Linked DNA regions of Homo sapiens: region 1 is linked to region 2. A link is a contact called in ENCODE Hi-C or POLR2A ChIA-PET data. All regions are on one chromosome and are shown on one strand. Each heading gives the region's core, a stretch centred on a gene start or an enhancer-like site at or near the end of the contact. The rest is flanking DNA. Distances are from core to core; before and after follow the strand shown. Region 1 has its middle 26 kb from the start of KEAP1. Region 2 holds the start of TYK2 (tyrosine kinase 2).

Region 1 (7,627 bases), core at 4,692-7,191, 99 kb after region 2:
ACTTTCTTTAAAAAAAAAAAGGTGTAGAGATGGGGTCTCACCATGTTACATGCCCAAGCTGATCTCCTCGAAGTCCTGGGCTCAAGCAATCCTCCTGCCCCAGCCTCCCAAAGTGCTAGGATTACTAGCACTTTGACCCTAAAATCAGGTGTGAGCCACTGTTCCCGGCCTCAGTAAAACTTTCTGTGGTAATAGGAATATTCTTTATCTGTGCTATCCAACAAGTCAGCAACTAGTCACATGTGGCTATTGCGCCCTTGAAATGTGGCCAGTTTTAATTTCCGGCCACAGTGGTGGCCAGAAGCTACTGTATTGGACTTAAATTCTAAAAATTCAGCCAGAGTTAATGGAAAATATTTAGGCTATACAAAGAGTTGTTTGACAACAGCTGTAAAGATTCACAGAAGATAGAACCTAGAAAAGTGGGAGGAGAGAAGCAGAGCTCGAAAAATAGGTAGAAGTTTTCAGGGAATCTGAACTTTGCAAGAAGTGAAAAGGAGACACAGACATTTTCCCCAGGGACTTTCAAATGGAGGCAGAGTCGGGAAAAGGGCTTTGGGCTGGGGGTCAGGAGGTGACAGCACTAATTCTAGCCTGCAGTGGACTGTGGGTGACCTTAGACGAGATTTCTCCTTCCAGGCCTCAGTTTCCCCAAGTGTAAAAGGGTGGGCTGGGTGCGGTGGCTCACACCTGTAATCCCAACACTTTGGGAGGCCGAGGCAGGCAGATCACTTGAGGTCAGGAGTTGGAGACCAGCCCAACCAACATGGTGAAACCCGCGTCTCAACTAAAAATACAAAAAGATTAGCCAAATGTGGTGGCACATGCCTGTACCAGCTACTCAGAAGGCTGAGGCAGGAGAATTGCTTGAACCTGGGAGGTGGAGCTTGCAGTGAGCTGAGGTCAAGCCACTGCACTCCAGCCTGGGCGAAAGAGCGAGACTCCGTCTAAAAAAAAAAAAAAAAAAGACCAGGTGTGGTGGCTCACACCTGTAATCCCAGCACTGTGGGAGGCCGAGGCGGGTGGATCACCTGAGGTCAGGAGATCAAGACCAGCCTGACCAATATGGTGAAACCCCGTCTCTACTGAAAATACAAAAATTAGCTGGACGTGGCGGAGGGCACCTGTAATCCCAGCTACTCGGGAGGCTGAGGCAGGAGAATCGCTTGAACCCGGGAGGTGGAGGTTGCAATGAGCTGATATCATGCCCCTGTACTTCAGCCTGGGTGACAGAGTGAGACTTTGTCTCAAGAAAATAAAAAAATTTTTTTAGGCCGGGCGCGGTGGCTCACACCTGTAATCCCAGCACTTTGGGAGGCCGAGGCGGGCGGATCACAAGGTCAGGAGATCGAGACCATCCTGGCTAACACGGTGAAACCCCATCTCTACTAAAAATACAAAAAATTAGCCAGGCAAGGTGGCAGGCGCCTGTAGTCCCAGCTACGCGGGAGGCTGAGGCAGGAGAGTGGCGTGAACCCCGGGGGGTGGAGCCTGCAGTGAGCCGAGATCATGCCACTGCACTCCAGCCTGGGCGACAGCAAGACTCCGTCTCAAAAAAAAAAAATTTTTTTAAAAAAAGGGCAGATGTGATGTTCGGAACACCTCCTGTATTGGGACAGACTGAAAATATGGGTCAAAAATGGCAGTGATGGCCGGGTGCGGTGGCCCACGCCTGTAATCCCAGCACTTTGGAAGGCCGAGGCCGGTGGATCACCTGAGGTCAGGAGTTCGAGACCAACCTGGCCAACATGGAGAAACCCCGTCTCTCTAAAACCCCAAAACTTATCCAGGCATGGTGGCACACACCTGTAGTCCCAGCTACTCAGGAAGCTGAGGCAGGAGAATCGCTTGAACCCGGGAGGCAGAGGTTGCAGTGAGTGGAGATTGTGCCATTGCACTCAAGCCTGGGCAACAAGAGTGAAACTCTGTCTCAAAAAAAAAAAAAAAAAAAAAAATGGCAATGACACATGACCATCAGCTGGCTCTCCAGGGTGGGGAATTCACCTTTTTTCCAGCAAAGGTGAACAAGGGCAGTGGGGCACAGCAGGGAGGCCACGTAATCTGAAGGAGGCCAGGGGAACCTGGGGAAGGAGTGGAGTCGGTTCATTATCTGAAATTGACATCAAGGCTTGCAGGCTTCCTGGTACTGGTCTTGAGCAAATGGCTCCGCCTCTCCCAGACTTTAGAGGGCTCTATCCTGTGCTAAACTTTTTAAGATTATCTCATTGACTCTCCAGCTGTTCTTGAGATATGGACTAGCATTGGTTCCATTTTGCAATTGAAGAAACTGAGGGCTGGGATGAGATCGCACAATATGGAGAAAATTCGAGGAAATAAGACGAGGACCTCGCTTCACCCAGTGCCTGTTCAACAGTGATAGCTGTCCCCATACTTTTATGTTATTTCAGGTGCACGAAATCTTGAGATGTAGGTAGTATTTCTCCCTCTCTAACAGCATAAAAACGTGTCAGTGCCGGCCAGGTGTGGTGGCTCACGCCTGTAATCCCAGCACTTTGGACGTGGTGGCGGGCACCTGTAATCCCAGCTACTCGGGAGGCTGAGGCAGGATAGTCCCTTGAACCTGGAAGGTGGAGGTTGCAGTGAGCTGAGATCATGCCACTGCACTCCAGCCTGGGCAACAAGAGTGAAATTCCATCTCAAACAACAACAAAAAAAAGTCAATGCAAATCAAAATAAGACATTTATTTTTTATTTTCTTTTGCAAAGCATTTTCACAGCTCATTTCTGTTCGTGCAAGCTAGAACATACAGCTTTCCAGGAATGGTCTGACAATATTTATCAAAAACATAACCAGCTGGGCGCAGTGGCTCTTGCCTGGAATCTCAGCACTTTTGGAGGCTGAGGTGGGAGGATCATTTAAGCCTAGGAATTCAAAACCAGCCTGGGTGACATAGTGAGACATGTCTGTCTGTCTTTCTTTCTTTCTTTCTTTCTTTCTTTCTTTCTTTCTTTCTTTCTTTCTTTCTTTTTCTTTCTTTCTTTCTTTCTCTCCTTCCTTCCTTCCTTCTTTCCTTCCTTCCTTCCTTCCTTCTTTCTTTTCTTTCTTTCGAGACAAGATCTCACTCTGTTATCCAGGCTCCAGGCTGCAGTGGCTAATTGCAGACTCAACCTCCTTAGGCTCAGGTGATCCTCCCAACTCAGCCTCCCAAGTAGCTGGTATTAGAAGCATCTGCCACCATGCCAGGCTAAATTTTTTTTTTTTTTTTTTTTTGCTCTTTTGTAGAGATGGAGTCTCGCCATGTTGCCCAGGCTGTTCTCAAACTCCTGGACTCAAGCGATCCTCCTGCCTCGCCCCCCCAAAGTGCTGGGATTACAGGTGTCAACCATCGCACCTAGACCTGAGACATGTTTCTAAAAAAAATTTTTTTTTTGAGACAATGTTTCACTCTTGTTGCCCAGGCTGGAGTGCAATGGTGTGATCTTGGCTCACTGCAACCTCGGCCTCCCGGGTTCAAGCGATTCTCCTGCCTCAGCCTCCCAAGTAGCTGGGACTGCAGGCACCCACCACCACGCCCGGCTAATTTTTTTATTTTTAGTAGAGATGGGGTTTCACCATGTTGTCCTGGCTGGTCTTGAACTCCTGACCCCAGGTGATCCGCCCGCCTTGGCCTCCTAAAGTGCTGGGATTACAGGCGTTAGCCACAGTGCCCGGCCAAAAATTTTTTTTTTTTTTTAGACGGAGTTTCGCTCTTGTCGCCCAGGCTGGAGTGCAATGGCACGATCTCAGCTCACCGCAACCTCTGCCTTCCGGGTTCAAGCAATTCCCCTGCCTCAGCCTCCCAGGTAGCTGGGACTACAGGGATGCGCCATGACGCCCGACTAATTTTTGTATTTTTAGTAGAAACAGGGTTTCACCATCTTGGCCAGGCTGGTCTCGAGCTGCTGACCTCATGATCCACCCGCCTCGACCTCCCAAAGTGCTGGAATTACAGGCATGAGCCACCGTGCCTGGCCAAAAAATATTTTTTTAAAGATGCAACTGCTTGGCCAGGCACGGTGGCTCATGCGTGTAATCCCAGTACTTTGGGAGGCCAAGGTGGGAGGATCACCTGAGGTCAGGAGTTCAAGACCAGCCTGGCCAACATGGTGAAACCAACCTCATCTCCACAAAAATAACAAAATTAGCCAGGCATGATGGTGGGTGCCTGTAATCCCAGCTACTCCAGAGGCTGAGGTGGGAGAATCGCTTGAACCCATGAGGTGGAGGGTGCAGTGAGCCGAGATCGTGCCGTTGCCCTCCAGCCTGGGTGACAGAGTGAGACTGTCTAAAAAAAAAAAAAAAAAAAAGATGCAAAGATGCAAATGCTCAAATATCTAAAGTAAAAAATGTCTCTATTCTCCTTGGTCAGAATAGTGAAGAATTATTAATAATCCAGGTGACCACTATTAAGGAGTTATTAAATTACTTTTCACCTATATGATGGAATAATATGCAACCATTAAAAATGATCAAGTGGGCTGGGCGCAGTGACTTACGCCTGTAATCCTAGCACTTTTGGAGACCGAGGCTCGTGGATTGCCTGAGCTCAGGAGTTCGAGACCAGCCTGGGCAACACAGTGAAACCCTGTCTCTACTAAAATACAAAAAATTAGACGGGCGTGGCAGTATGCGCCTATAGTCCCAGCTACCCGGGAGGCTGAAGCAGGAGAACTGCTTGAACCCAGGAGGCCGAGGTTGCAGTGAGCCGAGATTGTGCCACTGCACTCCAGCCTGGGCAACAGAGCAAGACTCCGTCTCCAAAAAAAAAAAAAAAAAAAAAAAATCAGGTGGATCTATGTTTATTGAAATGGCCAGAGATATTCACAGTCAGAACAGCAGGTTTCAAAATATTCTGTATTATATGATCCTACTGAAAAGTAACATGCAGAGAAAAGGCAGTTACCCATCCAGATATTCACAGTGTCTCCAGTGGTGGGATTAAGAAAGATCTGTGTCTTCAAACACTGCGGAAGGCCGCAGGGTCCTCTGCCTAGGAAAACCAGAGACCTTTGTTCATATGTTTATCTGCTAACCTTCTCTCCACTATTGTCCTATGACCCTGCCAAATCCCCCTCTCCGAGAAACACCCAAGAATGATCAATAAATACTAAAATAATTTTTTAAAAAAGAAAGATCTGTGTCTTGTGTAGTCTTTGACATTTTCTGAACATTTTGCAATGAGCATATATTACATTCATTGATGATCGATTGATTGGGACAGGGTCTCATTTGTCACCCAGACTGGAGTGTAGTGGTGCAATCACAGCTGACTGCAGTCTCGACCTCTCAGGCTCAAGCAATCCTCCTGCCTCAGCCTCCCAAATAGCTGACAGGCACCTGCCCCTGCCCCCAGCTACTTAAAAAAACTTTTTGTAAAGATGGGTTCTCACTATGTCGCCCAAGCTGGTCTCAAACTCCTGGGCTCAAGCGATCCTCCTGCCTCAGTGTTGGGATTACAGGCGTGAGTCACTGCACCCAGTCTATATTACTTTTATAATCAGAAAGTTATTTTATAATCAGGGGAAATGAAAAACATCTGGTATTTATTATCTGGGAGGCACAAAAACGTGGTGGATAAGCACACAGATTCTAGATTCAGCTTTCCTGGATTTTGGCTCCAACTCAGCCAAGTTAATGGCTGGGTTAGTCTGGGCAGGTTACTGGCCAAGGGGGGAAACCATGCCTCAGTTTCCCCCATTGTAAAATCCAAATAACAATAGCTTAGGTTTACCGAGAGGTTGTTATGTGACAAGCACTGTTTGTTTTACGTAAATCATCGAGGTAAATGCTCACAACAGCCCTATTAAGTAAGTACTATTATTATAAAAAGGGTCACAGGCATAGGCAGGGAAGGAGGTAGGGCTGGGAGTCGGAGCCCGTGAGCGCCCCCTAGAGTAGGGCTAAGGGGCGGGGGGGCGGGCTACAGCAGAATAGGGACCCAGCGCACTCGCAGAACGAGGGGGGAGGCGAGGCGAGAACGAGCGGGAGTTTTTTTCCCGACTACGATTGGCTGGTGTAATTGTCATCACTTGAAAAGGCAGCCAATGAGAGGCGCGGTCGCCTCGCTGGTGGAAGCCGAGAGCTGAGCGAAGTGAGGCGTGCGGAGCCAAAGGCGCTAGAGCGATAGCGGGAGCCCCGGACCCCGAAGCGGTTGAGGGGATCCAGGCCTCACAACGTCTTGAGAGTGGCCCCAGCGTCGTTCCTAGTCTCTTCGGCAGACCCCAGCGTCGTCCTTCTTTTCCTGAGAATATCCTGACACCAGTCGCCCGTTCCAGAAGGGGACACTTGGCGTCATCCCTTTTTTTCTGAGTGACCCCAGAGTCGTCCTCACTTCCTGAGGGGGATCCTGGCGTCATCCGCCCTTCTTGAGGGGACCCTGCTGTCACTACCCTGTCCTGATGGCCAGCACCGCATTGTCCTTTCTTCCCGCGGGAAACCCGGACATCATCCCCTCTTTCTGGCGGGGACCCCCATGCCATTATCCCCTCCTGAGGAGACCCCAGAGCCAGAGCCGTCCCCCCTTCCTCAAGGCTCCCCAGCGTTGTTTCTTCTTCCCGAGAAGGGGCCTGGTGCTGTTCCCCGTTTCCAGAGTGTTTCCTATCGTTGTCCTCCCCACACTCAGAAGGCATCTGTCATCCCCCCTTTTTCTGAGATCAGTCCCTTCCTCCTTTCCAGTTTAAGGCCGACCCCTGCAAACGCTTCTGTGGCACCCATAGATAGAAGGCCCAAAGACCCCCCTGTGCTCCCTTGCCCCCAATTGAGCAGACGGGAAGGCAAAAGACTCAGCTCACCCCATGAAGATGGGAAGAAACCGAAACTAGCTGATGAAGGAACTCACTATGCCACATGAGAAATCATTTAGGGCCGGGCGCAGTGGCTCACGCCCATAATCCCAGAACTTTGGGAGGCCGAGGTTATCATATAAGATCAGGAGTTCGAGACCAGCCTGGCCAACATGGTGAAAACCCGCCTCTACTAAAAAATACAAAAATTAGCCGGGAGTGGCGGTATGGGCCTGTAATCCCAGATACTCAGGAGGCTGAGGTAGGAGAATCGCTTGAACCCAGCAGGTGGAGGTTGCAGTGAGCCGAGATCACACCACTGCATTCCAGCCTGGGCAACAGAGTGAGACTCCATCTCAAAAAGAATAAATAAATAAAAAGAATTTGCCAGTCAACAACAATTTTTTTTTCTTGCCTCCCGGGTTCACGCCATTCTCCTGCCTCAGCCTCCCGAGTAGCTGGGACTATGGGTGCCTGCCACCACGCCCGGCTAATTTTTTGTATTTTTAGTAGAGACGGGGTTTCACCGTGTTAGCCAGGATGGTCTCGATCTCCTGACCTCGTGATCCGCCCACCTCGGCCTACCAAAGTGCTGGGATTACAGGTGTGAGCCACCGCGCCCGGTCAAATACAAAATTTTAAAACAACTTTTATATATACTCAGTTAAGGCAGACAAAACAAGTCTCTGATTATTTCATTCACTGAGGCAATATTAATTTTTGAGACACTTCCACACAGATTTACATTTTAAAAAAAATGTCAGGTGCGGTGGCTCACTCACACCTGTAATCCCAGCACTTTGGGAGGCTGAGGCGGGCGGATCACGAGGTCAGGAGATCGAGA
Region 2 (7,394 bases), core at 4,278-6,777:
GTAGCCCCAGCTATTTGGGAGACTGAGGCAGGAAAATCACTTGAGCCTGGGCAGTTAGAGGCTGCAATGCGTCATGATTGCACCACTGCATTTCAGCCTGGGCAAGAGAGAGACTGTCTCTACGAAAGAAAAAAAAAAAAAGACTCAGCCATCAATGGGGAAGTAGGAAGTGTTATAAAAATTGATTACAATGCCCCCATCCAGTCATGGAAAGCTGGGAATGGGGGAGGTAAGAGGAGTTTCTGGAGGAAGGTATATGTAACCAAAGCCGCCTTAGAAAGGCCTTTCCTTGGTTGGGCATGGTGGCTCACGCCTGTAATCCCAGCACTTTGGGAGGCTGAGGCAGGTGGATCACTTGAGGTCAGAAGTTCGAGACCAGCCTGGCCAACATGGCAAAACTCCAGCTCTACTAAAAATATAAAAACTAGCCGGGCGTGGGGTGTGCACCTGTAATTCCAGCTACTCAGGCGGCTGAGGCAGGAGAATGGCTTGAACCTGGGACATGGAGGTTGCAGTGAGCTGAGGTCACACCACTGCACTCCAGCCTGGGTGACAGAGTGAGACCCTATGTCATTAAAAAAAGAAAATTGGGCCGGGCATGGTGGCTCACACCTGTAATCCCAGCACTTTGGAGGGCCGAGGCGGGCAGATCACGAGGTCAGGAGATCAAGACCATCCTGGCTAACACGGTGAAACCCCACCTCTACTAAAAATACAAAAAAAAAAAAAAAATCTAGCCGGGCATGGTGGCACACACCTGTAGTCCCAGCTACTCGGGAGGCTGAGGCCGGAGAATCGCTTGAACCCGGGAGGCGGAGGTTGCAGTTAGCTGAGATTGCGCCATTGCACTTCAGCCTGGGACAGAGCGAGACTCCATCTCAAAAAAAAGAAAAAAAGAAAGACTGTAGTAGATATATTTGGAAGTGCAATTTCCTGTGCAGGAGGAGGGAAAGCCTTTCTTTCTTTTTTTTTTTTTTTTTTCTTTGAGATGGAGTTTCGCTCTTGTTGCCCAGGCTGGAGTACAATGGCACGATCTCAGCTCACTGCAGCCTCCACCTCCCAAGTTCAAGCAATTCTCCTGCCTCAGCCTCCTGAGTAGCTAGGATTGCAGGCACCTGCCACCATGCCTGGCTACATTTTGTATTTTTAGTAGAGATGCGGTTTCACTACATTGGCCAGGCTGGTCTTGAACTCCTGATCTCAGGTGATCTGCCCGCCTCAGCCTCTGAAAGTGTTGGGATTACAGGCATGAGCCACCGCACCTGGCCTTTTTTTATTTTTGAAACGGAGTCTAGCTCTGTCACCCAGCCTGGAGTGCAGTGCTGTGATCTCGGCTCACTGCAACCTCCATGTCCCAGGTTCAAGCTATTCTCCTGCCTCAGCCTTCTGAGTAGCTGGGATTGCAGGCACCTGCCACCATGCCTGGCTACATTTTGTATTTTTAGTAGAGATGCGGTTTCACTACATTGGCCAGGCTGGTCTTGAACTCCTGATCTCAGGTGATCTGCCCGCCTCAGCCTCTGAAAGTGTTGGGATTACAGGCATGAGCCACCGCACCTGGCCTTTTTTTATTTTTGAAACGGAGTCTAGCTCTGTCACCCAGCCTGGAGTGCAGTGCTGTGATCTCGGCTCACTGCAACCTCCATGTCCCAGGTTCAAGCTATTCTCCTGCCTCAGCCTCCTGAGTAGCTGGAATTACAGGTGCGCACCCCACGCCCGGCTAGTTTTTGTATTTTTAGTAGAGCTGGAGTTTTGCCATGTTGGCCAGGCTGCTCTCAAACTTCTGACCTCAAGTGATCCACCAGCCTCAGCCTCCCAAAGTGCTGGGATTACAGGCATGAGCCACCGCGCCCGGCCTGACTTTCTTTTTTTAATGACACTGGGTCTCACTCTGTCACCCAGGCTGGAGTGCAGTGACGAAACCATACCTCATTGCAGGCTTGAACTCCTGGGCTCAAGCGATCCTCTTGCCTCAGGCTCTCAAGTTGCTGGGACTACAGGCATGTACCACCATGCCTGGCTAATTTCTAAAAATTATTTTGTTGAGACAAGGTCTCCCTATGTTGCCCAGGCTGGTCTCCAACTACTGGCCTCAAGCAATCCTCCTGCCTGGGCCTCCTCAAGTACTGGGATTACAAGTGTCAGCTACTGCACCTGGCCAAGTTTTCTGATTTATTATATTTCTTGCTGTCCTCCCTACTAAAATTTCAGCTCTACAAAGGCAGTGATTTGCAGCTGCCACACAGTAGATGCTTACAAAATGTTCACCGAATGAACGGGTGGATGGATGGATGGATGGATGGATGGATGGATGGATGGATGGATGGATAGATGGATGAATAGGTGGGTGGGTGGGTGGATGGATGGATGGATGGATGGATGGATGGATGGATGGATAGATGGATGAATGGGTGGGAGGATGGATGGGTGGGTGGATGGATGGATGCATGGATAGGTGGGTGAGTGGGTGAGTGGGTGGGTGGATGGATGGATGGATGGATGGGTGGGTGGGTGGATGGATGGGTGGGTGGGTGGATGGATGGATGGATGAATGGATGGATGGGTGGATGGATGGGTGGATGGGTGGGTGGATGGATGGGTGGATGGATGAATGGGTGGGTATGGATGGATCGATGGGTGGATGGATGGATAGATGGATGAATGGGTGGGTGGATGGATGGGTGGATGGGTGGGTGGGTGGATAGGTGGGTGGATGGGTGGGTGAGTAGGTGGATGGATAGGTGGATAGGTGGGTGGATGGATGAGTGGGTGGGTGGATGTATGGATGGATGCGTGGGTGGATGGATGGGTGGGTGGGTGGGTGGATGGATGCGTGGGTGGATGGATGGGTGGGTGGGTGGGTGGATGAATGGGTGGATGGGTGGATGGGTGAAAGGGTGGGTGGATGGGTGAATGGGTGGGTGAATGGGTGGGTGGATGGGTGGATGGGAGGATGGATGGATGCATGGGTGGATGGATGGGTGGGTGGGTGGATGGATGGGTGGTTGGGAGGGTGGATGGGTGGGTGGATGGGTGGATGGATGGATGGATGGATGAGTGGGTGGATGGGTGGGTGGATGGGTGGGTGGGTGGATAGACGGATGGATGGGGCCCAGCTGCTGCTTGCACACCCACCCCAGTCCCCATGGTGCCAACGCCCCAGACTCACCAACTTTATGTGCAATGTGGATGCAGACTTCCTCAGCTGTCAGCGATGACTCACTGAAAGTGACCCAGGGCTCCCCGCCGCCTGGACCAGCCCAGTGCAGAAGCACCTTCAGGCCTCCCATGGCAGCCATGGGCTGGGCTCCATCCCCAACGGGCTTACTGCCCCTGGCCATCCCCCAGTGGCGCAGAGGCATGCTCCCGGCAGGTGGCTCAGCTGGAAAGGGGACAATCTGTCAGCTCCCAAGTCTCAGCCCAGAGACCCCTGTTAGCTCTTCAACCTTCCACCCACCCCAGCTAAGGCCTGAGGGGAAGATTCTGGGCTCCCATCTTGGCATGACATTAGAGACCCGATTCCCTCTCTGAGTCTCGTTTTCCACATTTATTGGACAGGGTTGGGGTATGCATCCCCACCTAGATCTCTCATCAACAATAACACTGAACCCTCCTCTCTTTCCACAAATTGACACAGATATAAAAATCTGCTCTGGCCAGGTACAGTGGCTCACGCCTCTAATCCCAGGACTTTGGGATGTTGAGGCAAGAGGATTGCTTGAGCCCAGGAGCTCGAGACCAGCCTAGGCCATATAGCAAGACCCTGTTTCTACAAGACGTTTTATTTTATATCTTATCTTATCTTATCTTATCTTATCTTATCTTATCTTATCTTATTTTTGAGACAGAGTTTCACTCTTGTTGCCCAGGCTGGAGTGCAATGGTACAATCTTGCTCACCACAACCTCTGCCTCCTGGGTTTAAGTGATTCTCCTGCCTCAGCCTCCTGAGTAGCTGGCGCCTGCCACCACACCGGGCTAATTTTTGTATTTTTAGTAGAGACAGGGTTTTGCCATGTTGGCCAGGCTGGTCTTGAACCTCTGACCTCAGGTGATCCACCCGCCTCGGCCTCCCAAAGTGCTGGGATTACAGGCGTGAGCCACTGTGCCCGGCCTCTACAAGAAATTTTTAAAATTTAGCCAGGCGTGGGGGTGCACATCTGTACTCCAAGCTACTCGGGAGGCTGAAGTGGGAGGATCTCCTGAGCCCAGGAGTTGGAGGCTGCAGTGAGCAGTGATCGCACCACTGCATTCCAGCCTGGGTGACAGAGTGAGACCCTGACTCTAAAAATATAAATAAATAAATAAATAAATAAGTAATAAAAATATATAAAAAGGGCCAGGCGCGGTGGCTCATGACTGTAATCCCAGCACTTTGGGAGGCCAAGGCGGACAGATCACGAGGTCTGGAGATTGAGACCATCTTGACCAACATGGTGAAACCCCATCTCTACTAAAATACAATAAATAAATAAATAAATAAATAAATAAATAAATAAAAAGTAAAATAAAAATCTGCTCTTAACACACCTCCCCAAAATAACCAGACAGGCAGATGTGGTCAAACATACCTGAGGGTGAGTCCTGGAGCTCCCTGTGTCAACTCAAGCAAGCCACTTAGCAATTCTGGGCCTCAGTTTCCCCATCTGGAAAAGGGAGGTCCTCAGGGTGTTGCCATCAAAAGATGGTTGTAATGTTTCAATATAGTTCCGCATATTACACATTCAGCACAGACCCTGATTCAGGCACACACAAAAAGAACAAATATGACCAAAACAAGAATAACATAATTGTTATTAGTTTCATCGTGGTGATGGCCTCTTTCAGGCCACAATTCTCCTCTCCCACATTTACCCCCATGAGTGACCTCAGTCCCTGTTGACTCCCCAAAGCCTAGGAGAGTTTATGTCCAGCTCCATCCCCCCAATCCAGGGCCTGAGCCTCCTGAGGGCGCCAGTATGGAAGTGGAGGGGCTGTCACTTCCACCCATGTTGCTGGTTTCCTCATCTGGAAAATGGGCATGTAACAGTGTCTACCTCAAAAGGCTGCTGGGAGGATTTAACGCGAGGAGGCAGAGAAAGTGCCTGGTATACAGTAAGCGCTTAATTAGCCTTTGCCATTAATACCTATTCATGTTATAGATGAGATCCCGGGGATGGGGCTTTCGCGGAGCCTACTTCCTCCTTCCTCCTTTCTCGTCCCCACTGGACCCAGACCCAGCTTTGAAGACAGGGTCGGAGTGAAGTTTGCAACTGGGAAGGCTGCACGCCCCCATGTCCTCCCCCCAAAACCTCTAAACCCGGCCGGCAACGGCGGGAACTGGGATGTGCACCCACCGGGCATCGGAGCAGTCCCGAGGCACCAGGTGCTCCCATCCAAGTGCAGCCTGTCAAGCGCAGCCAGTCCCCGCGGCTTCTTCCTGAGGACCTCCGGCCGCGCTCCTTCCGCGCCCGCGTCCAGACTCACCCTTCCGGGGGAACACAAGCTCGAACCCGGACCCCTCCCCGCTCCCGCGGGTAGCTACTGCTTGTCCCCCGCCGAGACGCCTCCTCCCATTGGCCGCCTGAAACGCACACGCCCATTGGCAGCTGCTCTGTTCTCCCTGCTCGTCACCATTGGATTTTTTTTTTTTTGCCATGGTGGCGGCACTCTCATTGGTCCTGGGGCTCATTCGTCACTCAGCCGCGATTGGCTGAGTCGGCACCCAGATGCGCTGTCGCTTCTGCTATTGGCTGGCACTCGGTGGACGGAGACGGGGGAGGGGCTTGCGAGAGGCGGGAGGGAGAGCGAAGTGTGTGGGCAACGCGGCCGGATCCTGGAGTTCCCCTCCGTGCTGTGGAATTGGGTCAGGCGTGTACGGTCCTGACCCTAGGACACAGCTGCATGTCCTCACCTCGGTGTTCAAAGCTGCACCGGCCACCATTCAACCCTCCGACGCCCTGCCCTTTGGCTTCCCCGTTCCATCCGGTCCTGTCTCCTTTCCCTCGTTTCTACCTGGCCGACTCCATCCTGCTGACTAGAATTCCCCCTCCTTCACTCCTGGGAGGCATTCCTCGCCCACCTGCCCCAGTCCTCTTCCTGATCACCTGCAGCCCTGTCCTCTGAAGCTCCCTAGCGGTCAGGGTAGCAGCTTGGACATCCCGCCAGACGTGAATTCAAATCCCCACTCCGCAAGTCGTGCCCATTTGCTGAGAAGCCTACAGCCAGAGCGTTTCACATACATTATCTCATTTGATCCTAGCAGCAATTCCCTGTATGGCGGCTCTTATTATCCCCATTTCACAGAGGAAGAAACTCAGGCATGAAGAGGTAACAAAGACCGTCCTCTGACCCTTCTTCTGTGCCACACCATAACCACTCCTCGACTTTGTCTTTCACCTGCCCAGCCAAGTCTTAGCAAAGAAGCCTATTAAGTCATCCGCTCATCCTTGATGTCTGATCAACTTCCTCATCTTCCACTTTTTTTTTTTTTTTTTTTTAAGATGGAGTTTCGCTCTTGTCGCCCAGGCTGGAGTGCAATGCTGCGATCTCGGCTCACTGCAACCTCAGACTCCCGGATTCAAGCGATTCTCCTGCCTCAGCCTCCTGGGTAGCTGGGACAACAGGCGCCCGCCACCACGCCCGGCTAATTTTTGTATTTTTAGTAGAGATGGGATTTCACCATCTTGGCCAGGCTGGTCTCGAACTCCTGACCTCGTGATCCACCCTCCCAAAGCGCTGGGATTACAGGCGTGAGCCACCGCACCCGGCCCTTTTGTTGTTAATTTTTAAATTTTGTGGCTAATTTTTAAATTTTTGTAGAGATGGGGTCTGGCTATGTTGCCCAGGCTGGTCTTGAACTTCTGGCCTCAAGCAATCATCCTGCCTTGGCTTTCCAAAGTGCTGGGATTACAGATGTGAGCTAAGACACCCAGCTCCATGGAGTTGGTCTTAACTGCCATGGCCAAGGGACATGTGGCTGCTTCTCTCTGAGTCAGAAAATATGGGTAAAAAGCCTCCTCACAGGGCAGCTGTGGACATTCAGTATGAAAATGCTGAAAGAGATCGGGAATGGTCTCTTTCACACCTGTAATCCCAGCACTTTGGGAGGTGGAGGCGGGCGGATCACCTGAGGTCAGGAGTTCAAGACCAGACTGGCCAACATGGTGAAACCCTGTCTCTACTAAAAATGCAAAAATTAGCTGGGCATGGTGGTGGGCACCTGTAATCCCAGCTATTCAGGAGGCTGAGGCAGGAGAATCGCTTGAACTTGGGAGGCAGAAGTTGCAGTGAGCCGAGATCACACCATTGCCCTTCAGCCTGGGCAACAAGAGCTAAACTCTGTCTCAAAAAAAAAAAAAGAAAAAGAAAAAGAAAGAAAATGCTGATAGAGGCCGGGCACAGTGGCTCACGCCT

The links. A loop is a pair of places that touch in the nucleus more often than their neighbours do. ChIA-PET counts read pairs that join two places held with the same protein, here RNA polymerase II (POLR2A). Pooled maps may share reads with other maps.
Region 1: a pooled map shows a loop between it and region 2 (3-fold over the local background). The contact joins the enhancer-like site here to the promoter of TYK2 in region 2. A Hi-C loop is called at or near these places in 6 of 50 pooled maps. POLR2A ChIA-PET finds 5 or more read pairs at or near these places in 4 of 52 experiments (BJ, GM10248, Panc1 and 1 more).

The regions. Positions count from the first base shown.
Region 1 is chr19:10,473,135-10,480,761 of GRCh38, forward strand. No RefSeq gene overlaps it. Among named protein-coding and RNA genes, the nearest start is that of KEAP1, 26 kb to the right of the region's middle. RefSeq lists an enhancer at 6,109-6,178. Within about 2 kb of position 5,942, at least 6 of the 41 ENCODE cell types and tissues checked have a DNase peak (open chromatin) inside an H3K27ac peak, as active enhancers do.
Region 2 is chr19:10,375,045-10,382,438 of GRCh38, forward strand. It overlaps TYK2 (tyrosine kinase 2), which reads right to left and starts at 5,528. Exons shown (of 25, transcript NM_003331.5): 1 at 5,336-5,528; 2 at 4,571-4,735; 3 at 3,170-3,382. The coding sequence starts at 3,362. RefSeq lists enhancers at 5,426-5,585, 5,494-6,157.